2 separate regions of the Mus musculus genome follow, and region 1 is linked to region 2. A link is a contact called in ENCODE Hi-C or POLR2A ChIA-PET data. All regions are on one chromosome and are shown on one strand. The core of a region is the stretch at or near the end of the contact, and the rest is flanking DNA. Distances in the headings are between cores, read along the strand shown.

Evidence for each region. Hi-C counts contacts between places; a loop is a spot of excess contacts on that map. ChIA-PET counts read pairs that join two places held with the same protein, here RNA polymerase II (POLR2A).
Region 1: a loop to region 2 is called in a map of heart, with 7 times the contacts of the local background. The contact joins the promoter of Bclaf1 here to the promoter of Ifngr1 in region 2. A Hi-C loop is called at or near these places in 1 of 37 maps with a recorded cell type or tissue (heart). POLR2A ChIA-PET finds 5 or more read pairs at or near these places in 1 of 5 experiments (embryonic stem cell).

What each region holds. Positions count from the first base shown.
Region 1 is chr10:20,309,864-20,315,897 of GRCm38, reverse strand. Bclaf1 (BCL2-associated transcription factor 1) reads right to left here and starts at 3,429. Exons shown (of 13, transcript NM_001025392.1): 1 at 3,294-3,429.
Region 2 is chr10:19,587,718-19,594,434 of GRCm38, reverse strand. Ifngr1 (interferon gamma receptor 1) reads right to left here and starts at 2,486. Exons shown (of 7, transcript NM_010511.3): 1 at 2,238-2,486. The coding sequence starts at 2,349.

The DNA.
Region 1 (6,034 bases), core at 2,180-4,679, 720 kb before region 2:
ATAAGCAGAATATGGAAATCCACTTAATTATCTTAGCTGTTGATTTATTTGGTTTTTTGAAACAGGGTTTCTCTATACACCCCTGGCTGTCCTGGAATTCACTCTATGGACAGGCTGGCTTCAAACTCAAAGACCCTCCAGCCTGCCTCTGAGTGCTGGGATTATAGGCTTGAGCGAATATACCCGGCTGTTTTACTTTTGTACCAAAAGCCTTCCATAATAAAAAGCAAAATAGATTAGTCACACACTTTTAGTTTGGTCCAGCTACTTATCACCCTGGTCTTTTTTTTTTTTGTTTGTTTGGTTTTTTTTTTTAAAGACTGAACTAAGAACCACGGCACATTCTAAACCAAGCTGTGCCACTCCTGGCTTATGTAGTCTTAAGTTTTACACCTTTTGGGGGTTCCATCTACAAAAATAGAGAAATAATGAATTAAGTAAATTGGTGTTAGAAAGCCCTAAACTGGGCTGGAGAGCTGGTTCGACAGTTAAGAGCACTGACTGAGGCCGGGCGTGGTGGCGCACACCTTTAATCCCAGCACTCGGGAGGCAGAGGCAGGCGGACTTCTGAGTTCGAGGCCAGCCTAGTCTACAAAGTGAGTTCCAGGACAGCCAGAACTATACAGAGAAACCCTGTCTCGAAAAACCAAAAAAAAAAAAAGCACTGACTGCTCTTCCAGAGGTCCCGAGTTCAATTTCCAACATCTGTAATGAGATCTCATGCCCTCTTTTGGTGTGTCTGAAGACAGCTACAGTGTACTAATATACATAAAATGAGCCTTAAAAAAAAAAAAAAAAGTCGGGCTAGAGATGGCTCAGCAGTTAGGAGCACTGACTGCTCTTCCAAAGATCCTGAGTTCAATTCCCAGCAACCACATGGTGGCTCACAGCCATCCTTAATGAGACCTGGCGCCCTCTTCTGGTGCATCTGAATAATAAATAAATAAATCTATAAAAAAAAGTCCTAAGACATTAAGTAAGATCAATATTATTACTTATAAAGTTCACAGACTTATTTTCAATGTTGAATCAAAAATATTAAATGCCTATAACTCAAATACTCAGTGTTTTTAAGATTGTTTAAGAAGCTAGAACCAGCAACACACAAACCCATATCCTCCAACCACAACCACTTACAATTACTACTCAGAGATACAATGATCTTCTAGATTCTCTTATTAACCAGTACAATTGCTACCCAGAGATATACTGGTCTTCTAGATTCTCTCATTAACCAATCATAAAAATTACACAGCAGATTTCAGATAGTGGATAGTATTCCATCAATGATTTCAAATACAGTTCCTGGGAATTACCAATCAAAAGATCTATATAAACAACTGGAAAAAGCTTTCTCCACTTATTTTACATCACAGATAATCTAATGCAGCTTAGTTTGCTTGCTCCCCACAATAAGTTTTTCAATAAATTCAACTAGATACTAGCCTAAAAAGCAGTGCTTTTTCCAGATCGGCTTTCAAGTCCTAAAATTAACTTCTGCTTTCTAAGACAAAAGTCAACTCTAGGACAGGGGATATGCTTAGCTGACAGAGCTTTTCAGCACACACAAAGCCCCGGGTTTGATTCTCAGCACCACATACACTGGGTATGTATGGTGGCTGGAGCCTGTTATTCCAACACTGGAAATCTCAGCTGTTTACTAAAAACGACTTTAGAGACATCCTTCCCAGCACACTACCCTGAATTTGGTTAGAATCACACAAAAAATGCAAACTGGTAAGTCTTTAAAGGTCCTTTATTGCGTAACAGTACCAACTATCCCAGTTAGGGCTAATCTAGAATACAAGCTCATAGTGAGGACAAGACATTTTGTTCTACGATTCCCTTTTAATACAAAAATATATATGCTGTACCAACAGGATGTGAGTCTGAAGTGACTAACAGGTTTTTTTTCCCTTTCAATTTTTCTCCTTTTCAATTCTAATAGAAAACTTTAAATTTAAAGGTAGAAAGTACAGGTCCTCACTTTAACTAGATAAACTTAAAATATGTTGGGTATGAATTTGCACATCTATAACCCAAACACATATATACATGGAGAACCCGTAGTTCGAAGCCACTTGGACCCAAGAAGATCGTCTAGGGTACAGAAATCCAATATTCTGGTCACTCCCCAGACCAAGAAAACAAATCTTAAAACTCAGCTGGGGTGACGAAGAAGTGACGAAAAAAAAATACTATTATCCCACCACTCCCGAAGCTAAGGCAGGAGATTAACTGGGAGTTCAAGGCCAGCACTGAGTGACAGAACTATAACCTTCTTCCTTCACCCATTTATCCCCCCAATCACCGCTGCCAATATCCTCAATTTCTAAAGTGTGCTAACTCTTACCAAAAAAGGTAGCCGGGGCGGTGGTGGCGCACGCCTTTAATCCCAACACTTGGGAGGCAGAGGCAGGCGGATTTCTGTTCGAGGCCAGCCTGGTCTACAGAGTGAGTTCCAGGACAGCCAGGGCTACACAGAGAAACCCTGTCTGGAAAAACAAGAAAAAAAAAAAAAAAAAAAGGTATGTCAGCGCTTGGATTACTGAGAAAGGGCCCCTCTCTTAGTCGCATCCCGCTAGAAACTGGAACTACGCACCTACTGATCGGCTACAACAGTGAGTTGGTAGGGAGCCAAAACGAAAAACTTTGGCGCCAACACCCAGGTGTCTGCTACAAACAGATCGAAAGCCTTCATCTGATTAAGCCTGGCCTAAACCGACATATGTACCCCATAGAGGCGAGGGAGGCGGCTTAACCGCCACGCACGACGTGGCTGATTCCGTTGCTTAACTTTGTCGCAGCTCGCCGTTATCTCCTCCGAGTCCCAAAGGCTAGGACCAGGAAGGAAGACGCCTCCCCCAAGGCCAACAACAAGCAAGGCTCGGAAACTAACACACGCGGCGGCGTTGCCATGGGCAGGGAAGAAAGGGGAAAAAAGCACGCGTGCGCAGAGCCCTGGGCCGGGCGCGCGCAGGAGTCCCAGCCGAGGCCGTGGGGGAAGGGTCGGCGAGCGGTTTGCGCACGCGCACGCCGAGGCCTCCCGGGCTCCGGCCCCGAGCCAGGTTCGCAGCCCGGCCCGCTGGTGGCGCAGCTCCCCCATCCCCCCACCCCGGCGGCCCGCGGCGCCTTCCAGACCCGAGGGAGCGAGGAGGAAAACGCACGAGTAACGGCTCGGGGTCCCCGTTCCCGCCGCCGACCCGTCACCACGCGTCAGAGTTGTCGATACCCAACCGCCCTGTCGCCTCGGCTTTCTCCTTTGAGTGACTCGAATGCGGCGCGAGGCCTACCTGACACGCCGAAGCACGATGTGCGTGCAGGGTTTACCTCCGTGCTAACTACACAGCGGCCATTTCCCGACTCCAGAAGGAGAGGAAGACCATAGAGGCGGCCTCGTCGCGCTAGCTCGGCTCCGTCACTTCCGACTTGGGGCGTGGCCTTCCAGGCCGCTAAATCGCTAGGCAGGCCCCTCCCACCGTCCCGCCCAGGCGCGACTGGCGAACCGCGGTTGAGTGTAGCCCAAGGCTTTCTGGGAAGTCTCGTTGCCCGGTCTCGCGAGGTGTAGCCGACAGGGGGTGGGACAAGGGTGGGGCGGGCCCTGAAGGGCTGGCTGGCTTCTCCGCAGGCGGCTCGGCTTTGTTCGAAGAACAGTCGAGACTGATGTCCCCTGACTTCCGAGCCGCTGTTAGCGAGCCTGGCTCCTTCTGAGGCGGCGACCCAGAGCACGCCAGAAGCTCTCTCACTGAGGAAAAGGCCGGAAAACCGACGACGCAGGGCTGCGTCTGCCCGGAAGCGCCGTCCCTCGGACGCCTAACATGACAGTTACAAGGCAGTCTCTGCCGAGTGGCTTCGGGTGAACTCGCCCCCCGCCCCCTCCCGGGCCGATCGTGAGACTTGGATCGGCTGGGCGACTGCGTCACGGAATGGCTCTTAACTTCCCGGGCGCCGGAGCCTGGCCCCTGAGGCTTTCTCAGAGTTTTGTACGGATCCGGAAACCTCACGCCCTAACTGGATCTGCCAGAATCAGATTATAAACGAAGAAGCCAGGATTGAATTGAAGCAAGTTGCAGACATATTTACCTGCTGTTCTTACCAAAGCAGGACCACTCAAGGGACTAAAGCCGTTATTACGGTGTGATATTTTAGGACAACGTTAAATTCCTTGAAGGATTTCAAAGCTGTAATTGGCAGCCTGTCAGTTAAGTTCAGCATTAGAGTTTGATTCTGATCTTTAACCTTGTTCAGGGCAGCCTGTCCTCACAATCCACTCCACAGTGGAGGAAGTACCTGACTGACCAATGAATCCTGATTTTGATTGTATTTTAATTGGGCAATTGCTCCGCACCCAGCTCCCACTACCATGGTGGAAGCTATGATCTGCGCTATATGCGGGACCCTGATAGGTCTAAAGCATAAAGTAGGAGCTCAGAAAATACTTGTCAAGTAGGTGAGCTGTATTTACATGAAGCACAAAGACAGCACAACTGTGCTATTTTATATTAATGAGACAGCAGGGGCCAATAGCTCTTAATCTATTCAAAATACCAAAATCTAATCACTTTGAAGCTATTAAGTCCTGTGCAATTCTAGTATATGTTGGAAAGTTATCTTTTCATCTAAGGCAATATAATTTTTCGCTCATTAGATCCCCTGTGCTGGGCACTGAACCCGCAGAACCTGCCTGGTACGCGCTACACAATTGTTCAGCCACAGAAGTACACCTTCCTAACCTAACTTTGACCTCAAATAAATCAATGTGTTACCAAAGAAGGAAGACATGGGAACAAATAAATAAGTGGATGTCTAACAAACAGGTTGAGCCTCTGTAAGGAGCTCAGACGGTCAAGGAACCGCTCCCAAGCCCAATACAACCTGAGTTCAATCCCTGGGACCTTTATGGTAGAAGTGTAGTAGGGCCCAAGACAACTCCCTCCATGGCAGAAGTACTATTCAGGCTGTAAAACTCAGCATGTAGGCAGTCCTATCTGCCAAAAGGAAACAAAGACCTAATTCATCGAGGTCTATAGCTCTGGGGAAGTGTATGTGTGCGAAGAAGCTTGTGTTTGGGCATCTGTAGTCCACATCTAGTTAACTGCTTTTCTTAAATGAAGTCTGTCAACCCAGAACACGGTTTTTGTGCCTCTCACCCTGATAAAGCCAAGGACTACACACTCGGATCTGGAACACTCAGACAGCTAATATACTTTCCATTGCCTTAAAACCATGTCCAAGCAGTCTTCCCTGTTGAAAACTTCACAGCAGAAGGACAGAACAGATTCCTAAAGGTTGTCCTCTGACCCTGTCTACAGGGAGTTGTAGCATATAACCACTCCATACACTTAGGCAAATGTATGTGAATAATTTCTTAAAGAAATAAAAGATGAACTAGATTTATTTTATATGTGATGTTTTTTAAACCAAGCTTCAAGGTTCTTGTTTAATAGATATTCATTTTATTTGATTTTTCAAAACCTGAAATGCCACCATAAATTGTCATACGTGGAAAGATCCAAATGGAAAGTTGGACATTTCCTAAAAATAGAAAATTTTCCAAGAAGAAATATAGATTGTAAAGTTGCCAACCTTACTAATACACAAATGAATGCTGCAGTAATGTTTTATGACCTATAAGTTAGTGGATTTTTGTTTTTAAGTGTCTGCACATCAGCTACACAAGTTTGTAGATAACCTGAGTTCCATGAGACCCTGTCTCAAAAATTTTTCAGCCTAGTCCATGAAGTGACCATTGATATTAACAAACCCTAATAATTTCTCTTAGAATATGATACACCTCAAGATTGACCTTATGAGAATAATCCTATTATTTTATAAGGTCACCAGGCTAGGAATATGACTCAGTGGCAGAGCACATGCCTAACATGTGCTAGGCCCTAGATTCACTCCCCAGCACAGAAATGTGCCTGTGTCAGTCTCTCCACACACTTAGAGACAAAATCTCTAGGGGTTAGCATAAACACTGGAGAACCGGTGATTTGCTGAAACCTGATATCTGTGTGTTAGAAGTGATTTA
Region 2 (6,717 bases), core at 1,237-3,736:
TTGTTCAGGAACAGTGTGCTTCTCCTTCTGAGAATTCCTCCACACCACACCTTTCAACAATGTCCTTCCCACTTGGTTGGCACCCAACCAAGCTAGGGAAATGAGCCTTCCTCTGGGGTTTTTGTTGTGACAGAAGAAGTTGCAAGATTTTAAAACCCAAAGGCTACCAGCACACACCATTCCTGCCAAATAGGGAATCTGTCAATAACCAGGACAACTAGAAATAAAAAATGGTACATGGTAGCTGCTGCCTCCTCTTCCTCCTCCTCTTCCTTCTCTCCTCCTCTTCCTCTTCCTCCTTCCTCCTCCTTTCTTCTTCAGTTTTGTTTGTTTGTTTGAGATGGGGTTTCCCTGTGAAGCCCTGGCTGTCCTGGGACTCACTCTGTAGGCCAGGCTGGCCTCGAACTCAGAGATCCACCACCCCTGCCTCCTAAGTGCTGGTATTAAAGGTGTGCACAACCACTGCTCATCAGTGGTAGCTTTCTTGTGTTCCAACTTCCCGAAGCCAAGCTGGTATCTCATTCTCTGAACCAATAACCTTCTGTTTTGGGTTAAGCCAATTAAAGCCCCATTTCCATTCCTTGATATTAATACACAACAAGAATTCCAGTGGTTTCCTATTTCTCTCCTGCCACACAGTCTGTTAAAACTCTCCCACTAGTTGAACATACCACTTCATATCCCTGCAAGCACATTCTCTCTAAGCCTCTGGTTCTAAGCTACATCTCTCTGAAAAAGTCTTCCCAGAGTCCCCTGAATGAGGTTAGGTACCCAGTCTTGATTTCCAGCAGCCTGAAAGTAAATTCAATCTCTGATCACAGTGTACTTCAATGGACAACAGGGACAGGCGACTCCCCCTGGTAATTGCTGGCAGTGGGATGGTTAAGAATTTGTACTCTACCACCTAGTAAGTGGCTCCTACCACTTGGGCAGCCCCGTGTGCCTCACCATGGATGCAGATACCGGTGGCACTTTTAGTAGAGGTGACTGTAGAAATAGATCTGTTATGTGAAAATAGACAGTGCCCAGCATTCAGTAAGTCATAACTATAATTCATCTACCTAGCCCTTGGTACCATGTCTATCCTAAGGGATGTCTAAGGATTTGTTTGCTTAATTTTTTTCCATACATGCATCCTATATTTAATTTAAAATTTTAAATTATGAAAGCACAAGATTTTAATAAGACATTTTCATACATATTGCATACATACCATTATTGCTTCTGATTCATTCCTTAGTTGCTCCTGGCTCTCTGTTTCTGGTCACCTGCCTCCCCCAAGAGTCCTCTCTTCTACATTAATGTCCCATGAGTTTTATTACCCTGCTTTTGCTTGTTTTAAACTCTTCTTCCTCAAGATCTCTTCCTCCCCTCTCATGATTTCCTACACACACTTCTCTGGGGTTGATTTATCATAAGAAAACATGGTAATTGTCTTTTTTAATCTGGCTGTGTAACACAACTAACACTTTTTCTGATTCCACTGTTCTGCAATTATGATTTCATTTTTCTCTATAGCTCAGTGGAACTTCAGTTTGAACATGCACCTCATTTCCTTCATCTGACATCTAGGTGGTTACATCCTAGCTACTGTGAAAATCAGGTCAAGGCAGGATTGGAATCTGCACGCCTAACTGAAGCTCCTGGAAACCATAGGAGGGGTTCAGAGCTGGAACTCGCCTGAGAGTTAAAGAGGTCTCCCCATGCCTTCCAGCAGCTGGAGATTGGGAACTTCTCAGATACTTACGATTAGGGACTGGAAGGGCATGAAAAGTTTTATTGCTGTCTCTAGAGCTCTAATCATAAAGAGGAACTATTCCCAGCATATATGTCCTGGGAATATATAATCATTTGAAATCAAAGGCTCTGAGGATTTAAGCTACGAGAAGAACCCTTGCATCTCAACACTTAAACGCCAGACTAACAAACAAATCAGAATCTCTTAGTATCCGTTGGCACCCCTTTTCCTTCAGAGGATTCCGACTACAGATTGAAAATAAAGTCTGTAAGTCATACACACAATGCCAAACGCTGCCGTGGAAACTAACTGTAAAACAGACCACAGATTTGTGTTGTGTCGGCAAAGAAGAGGCGAAAGCGGCGTGTAAACCGCGGAGCCCCCGGGGCCCCTTGGGGCTGCCTTGCCCAGGGCGGCGCAGCAGGAACGCAGGGACTTCCCAGCCCGGCGCCTCCGGCCTGGCCTCCCGCCCCAGCCCGCAGCGGCTCGGAGAGATTACCCGAGGGAGGCTCAGGATCCTCAGTGCTCGTCAAAGCTCCACTCCCGACCTTCGCAGACAGCATCAGGACCACCAGCAGAATCATCCTGCCAGCTGCCGCCTGCGGGCCCATTCCTGCGCGAGGGACACCTCTGACAGGGGACCCGCGCTGCCCGTGGCCTGGCCTTGGCGTCACGTCCGCCGCAGACTAGTCGCCAAGTCCGCAAGCGGCCTGCCGGGGAGCTGGGTGGGGCCAAAACCAAAGCTTGAGAGACCAGCCTGGGACTGAGGGGCGTGGCTTAAGTGGGAGGCGGAGCCTCACGGGGCAAAGGGTTAAAAGGCAGCTCTTCAGGGGCGGACTCAGGGCGGGGGTCTAGCCAGAGAGGCGGGACCAATACGCAATCTCTTAGAGTTGATTGGAGGTTGGGAGTAGAGGTGGGATGTGAGGCGGGGTCTATACAAGGAGGCGTGTCTTGGCGGGTCTAAAGTGGACTAGGACATGGTTATAGGCGAGGTCTGGACTGGGGAGCCAGGCAGTGCGCTGCGTGGGCGGAGAAGTTTCACTAAGTTGGAGAAGGGGTGGACTAGCCTGAGGTTTGAAACTGTGGGCTCTTCTCTGTATTCAGGACCTGGACTGTGGATACGTTTGAAACTCTGACCGGAACCTTACCTTCTTCAGCCTGACACTACCTTCCTCAGTTCCTCATTCTGGTTATGTAGTAACCTGGGGTTGGAGATTTTTGCCTCAGTCCACAACCAGACACCATGCTTATCTCATCCCTCAGCATGAGGCGTGTTGGAGCCTGAGGTGTTAGAGAAGTTACAAAAATCCTTCTCCAGTTCCCACCAGTTTTGTCCGCGGAACTTAAACTTCTGGTTTTCAAGACAGTTTGTTCAGACTCCCACAACGCAAATCCAATGTGCTTGGCTAGCACTTTATTCTTAGCAAAAACAAACTACCACCACAAAAAGCACATGCCCATTTTAATGATGAAATGTCAAAGGGCGGATCACTAAGTAGTCTTTCATCAAGAGATCGTCCCTCTTGCCTCTCTGACCGCACCGGTTAGTTTAAATCTCTCTCATTCCCCTAAATTCACTTTAGTGACCTTGCACTTACTATAGACAACACTCTTGTGCTGCCTCACTCGCCTCAGCTCTCTTTTATCACCATGTCTGCAAGGAATTTGAATGCAACCCACTCTCCCCTTCTCTTTACTCCACTTTATTTTTAATAACACATTTGCACCCCCTCCTACAATATGCATATTGATTTGATTTTCTCTGCTTCCTAGAATGCAAGCTCTATACCGTAGAGAGAGATACTGGCATGACATTCTCTGAGTCTTCCAAGCAAAATGTTATGAAGACATTCTGCAGACTTGGAGTTACCAGCTAAGGCTTGTTATTTGTCTTGATTAATTAACGAATTAATTATGCTAATAGCCCAGCATTTCTCAGACTTTGACGTCAGGATAAATCTTGGTGACCTTGTGCAGGTTCAGATTCAGTACATATGATTCAGGTTAGACTTCAGTTTTCTGCATTTCTGAAAAAGGTACACAGCAAATGTCTCACCCTTGGTGCTACAGATGTGAGTACTTGGAATAAGAGTTTGGGTGTGCATCTGATATGCACCTCAAGAAAGGCATTTCTGGTCATTGTATGGCACAAGGATAAATTACTGTACTTTGCTGTTTAGGAATATAGAGTAGGAGAGACCGCACCATGCGGCTTGCAGATTTTGTTGTAGTTGAGACTCCATGTGCCCCAGGCTGGCTTACCAGGAAGCAGATTATGAAGTGATGGAAACAGTCCTTGAGAAGTGCTGCTGGGATAAACCTCTGGGATAAACCTCTGGGATAAAAGAGAGGTAGCTAGATCTGATTGTGAAGACATGTCAACCTCACACATTGCTCCAAAGTGGGGATGGCTTTGTAGAGTGTCCTCCATGGGTATAGGAAGTGAAGCGGCAACTTCCCAGCACTGAATACAAGCCAGAACAGGACATGATTTGTGGCTTCCATGCCTTTAGCATCTCCCACTAGAAGACTGGCAGCTGAGGCTGATTACTAGCTGCGCTCCTGCTGGCTGGGAGGGAATGGCACTGAACCTTCCATTTCTGAGGAAGGATCTGGACAAAGCTTCAGATATCACCTGCAGAGCATCCTTCCTTCCAAGGCACTGCCATAGTCCTCTGGAGGCAGAGGATGCTTGGGAGTTAAGTGTTTCCGAGTGCTTCTGTGGATACCCAAGATATAGCTATGCAGTAAAATATTGCCCCGAGGGAGGCAGACACAGCACCTGCCCCCATGGACCTTGTATCCACTGAGGAAGAGGCACTGTAAGGGCAGTATCGATGTTGTGCCAGTTCTCAAGATGAACAATGAGATTACAGTATCAGACGTGCGTGCGTGCATGCGTGTGCGTGTGGGGGGTGGGGCAGGATTGGCTTAGTCTAGATTTTAATGGAGGAATAAACGGCGTTCGTTCGGTGGTTTTATTTGTTGAGTTAGGAGCTCTTGTATGCCAGTCTGTCTGGCTTCACACTCACTATATAGCCAGGGATGACCTTGAGCTTTGGCTAGTCTTGTCTCCACCCCCAAATGCTAAGATTACAGGCATGCTTGCGGCACCAGGTTCCTCAGTGTTGGGGAGCAATCCCAGAGCTGTGCGCATGCTTCCTAAGTACTTTACCAACCAGGCTATATCTGCAGTCCAAGAGATCTACAATATTGTAGCCTGCTAATCAGACTAATTAGGAGATTAAGGGGGAAGGAATAGGTTCTATAGGCTAATAAAATTAGAAGGAAAATAAATAAAATCTATATATTTTAAAAATCCAATGATAGAAATTTTGTAAAGCCAATACAGAAGAGAATGAATGATCAGTGCTTTGTCTTCTAAAGCCAGACCAGTGGAGATTCTCCAAGTATGTGCTTGTGCCCACTGTACTCTCAGGATGGATTTTAAATTAAAGAAAAAAAAATCTGGGATGAGGGTGGAAAATATAAAGCTAAAATATATGTGGAGTTGCTGCTCAGGATTAGAGATACAGTCTGAAGGCCACACTCAACATGGCTTAGAGGAAATCAATACGGCTAAATAAAAAAAATTACAAGCTTAGAAACAGAGCATGAAAAAAAATAAGAAAGAAAGAAAGAAGAAAGAAAGAAAGAAAGAAAGAAAGAAAGAAAGAAAGAAAGAAAGGAAGGAAGAAAGAGCGAGTGAGCGAGCGAGCATGGCCGAGCTACAACAATGAGTAGCACACACTGTATTTAGGCATTTCCTTCCCCTGTAAAGCAGACGCTTGAGCGTCTGTAGCTACAGCACAGAGTTCTGTATTCTCCCCATCAATCTATAGATTATAGACAATACCCTTTACCCCACATGACTCTCCAGGCCTCTGTCTCCACACAGACCCATATCTAACTTTTTTCTTTGCCATAGTGTTTATCTAGAGAGCTCACTATAAATTATATATACTCAAGGCACATGTTTTATATATACATTATGTTTTTTTGCAAAATGTATATTTATAAGGGGACATGATCTCCACAGATAATTATTGAAATTGTGATTGTAATTACCAAAGAATGCAGCAGGGTTGTAGGAGCACAAAAGGGGACTTAATATGAGATTTAAGAAGTTCATATGTGAATAAATGTGTAACACACACATTCTTTCAGTTGTCTAATTTTACTCCTGGAAGAACAACTGTTTCCCTCACTGGCACATCTCCTACCCCATAGACAAGTGTCTAGCAACCCATTAGTCTTTAGCAAATAAACAAAAGAAGAAAAAAACCCAAGCTTATAGAGAGATATAGGTGAAAGAATATAAAATTTAATTTATGGTTGGCTATAATATAACCAGGTCATCGAAGGGGATTCCGAGTGTTTACATATCAGACTGACACTAAGAAACGCATTATTTGTTTTTGCCTTGCATACCCCTCTCATCTGCCATGCTGATGTGTGATTGTGTCACATTAGCCCCCACCTCACAGTCAGTTATCTGTGAGACAGGAAAGCCACACTGAATGAAAAACCAGGACATGATGGCTCCTGTGTATAACAGGAGAAGGGTTTTAGTGTAGACATGAGGAAGAGATCAGCAAGAGGCACCTGGCAGGGTCTAGACTGAATCAGGCCATGAGAGAAGAGACGGGCAAAGTGAGAGCAGAGGAGAAGAGGGAGAGGAGAGGGCAAGCAGATGAAGAGAGGAGACCCAGAACAAGAGATCAAGAATCCAAAAGGCCAAGAGGGAAGCTAGCCAGGAGCCAAGAGGCCAAGCGAGAGAGAAGAGCCAAGAGAAGACCAAGAGAGCACATGGCCAACATGGCTGTTTTATATAGAAAAGAGAAGCTGGGGAGAGGGAAGTGAAGTCCAGCGTTTGGGCTAGAGAGGTTTAGGTCAGGGGTGGGGTTAGAAGTACTGGGTACTGTGTGTGGCTTGTCCTGGGTTTCTTGGAGACTAGACACCTAACCTACAATTTCTTT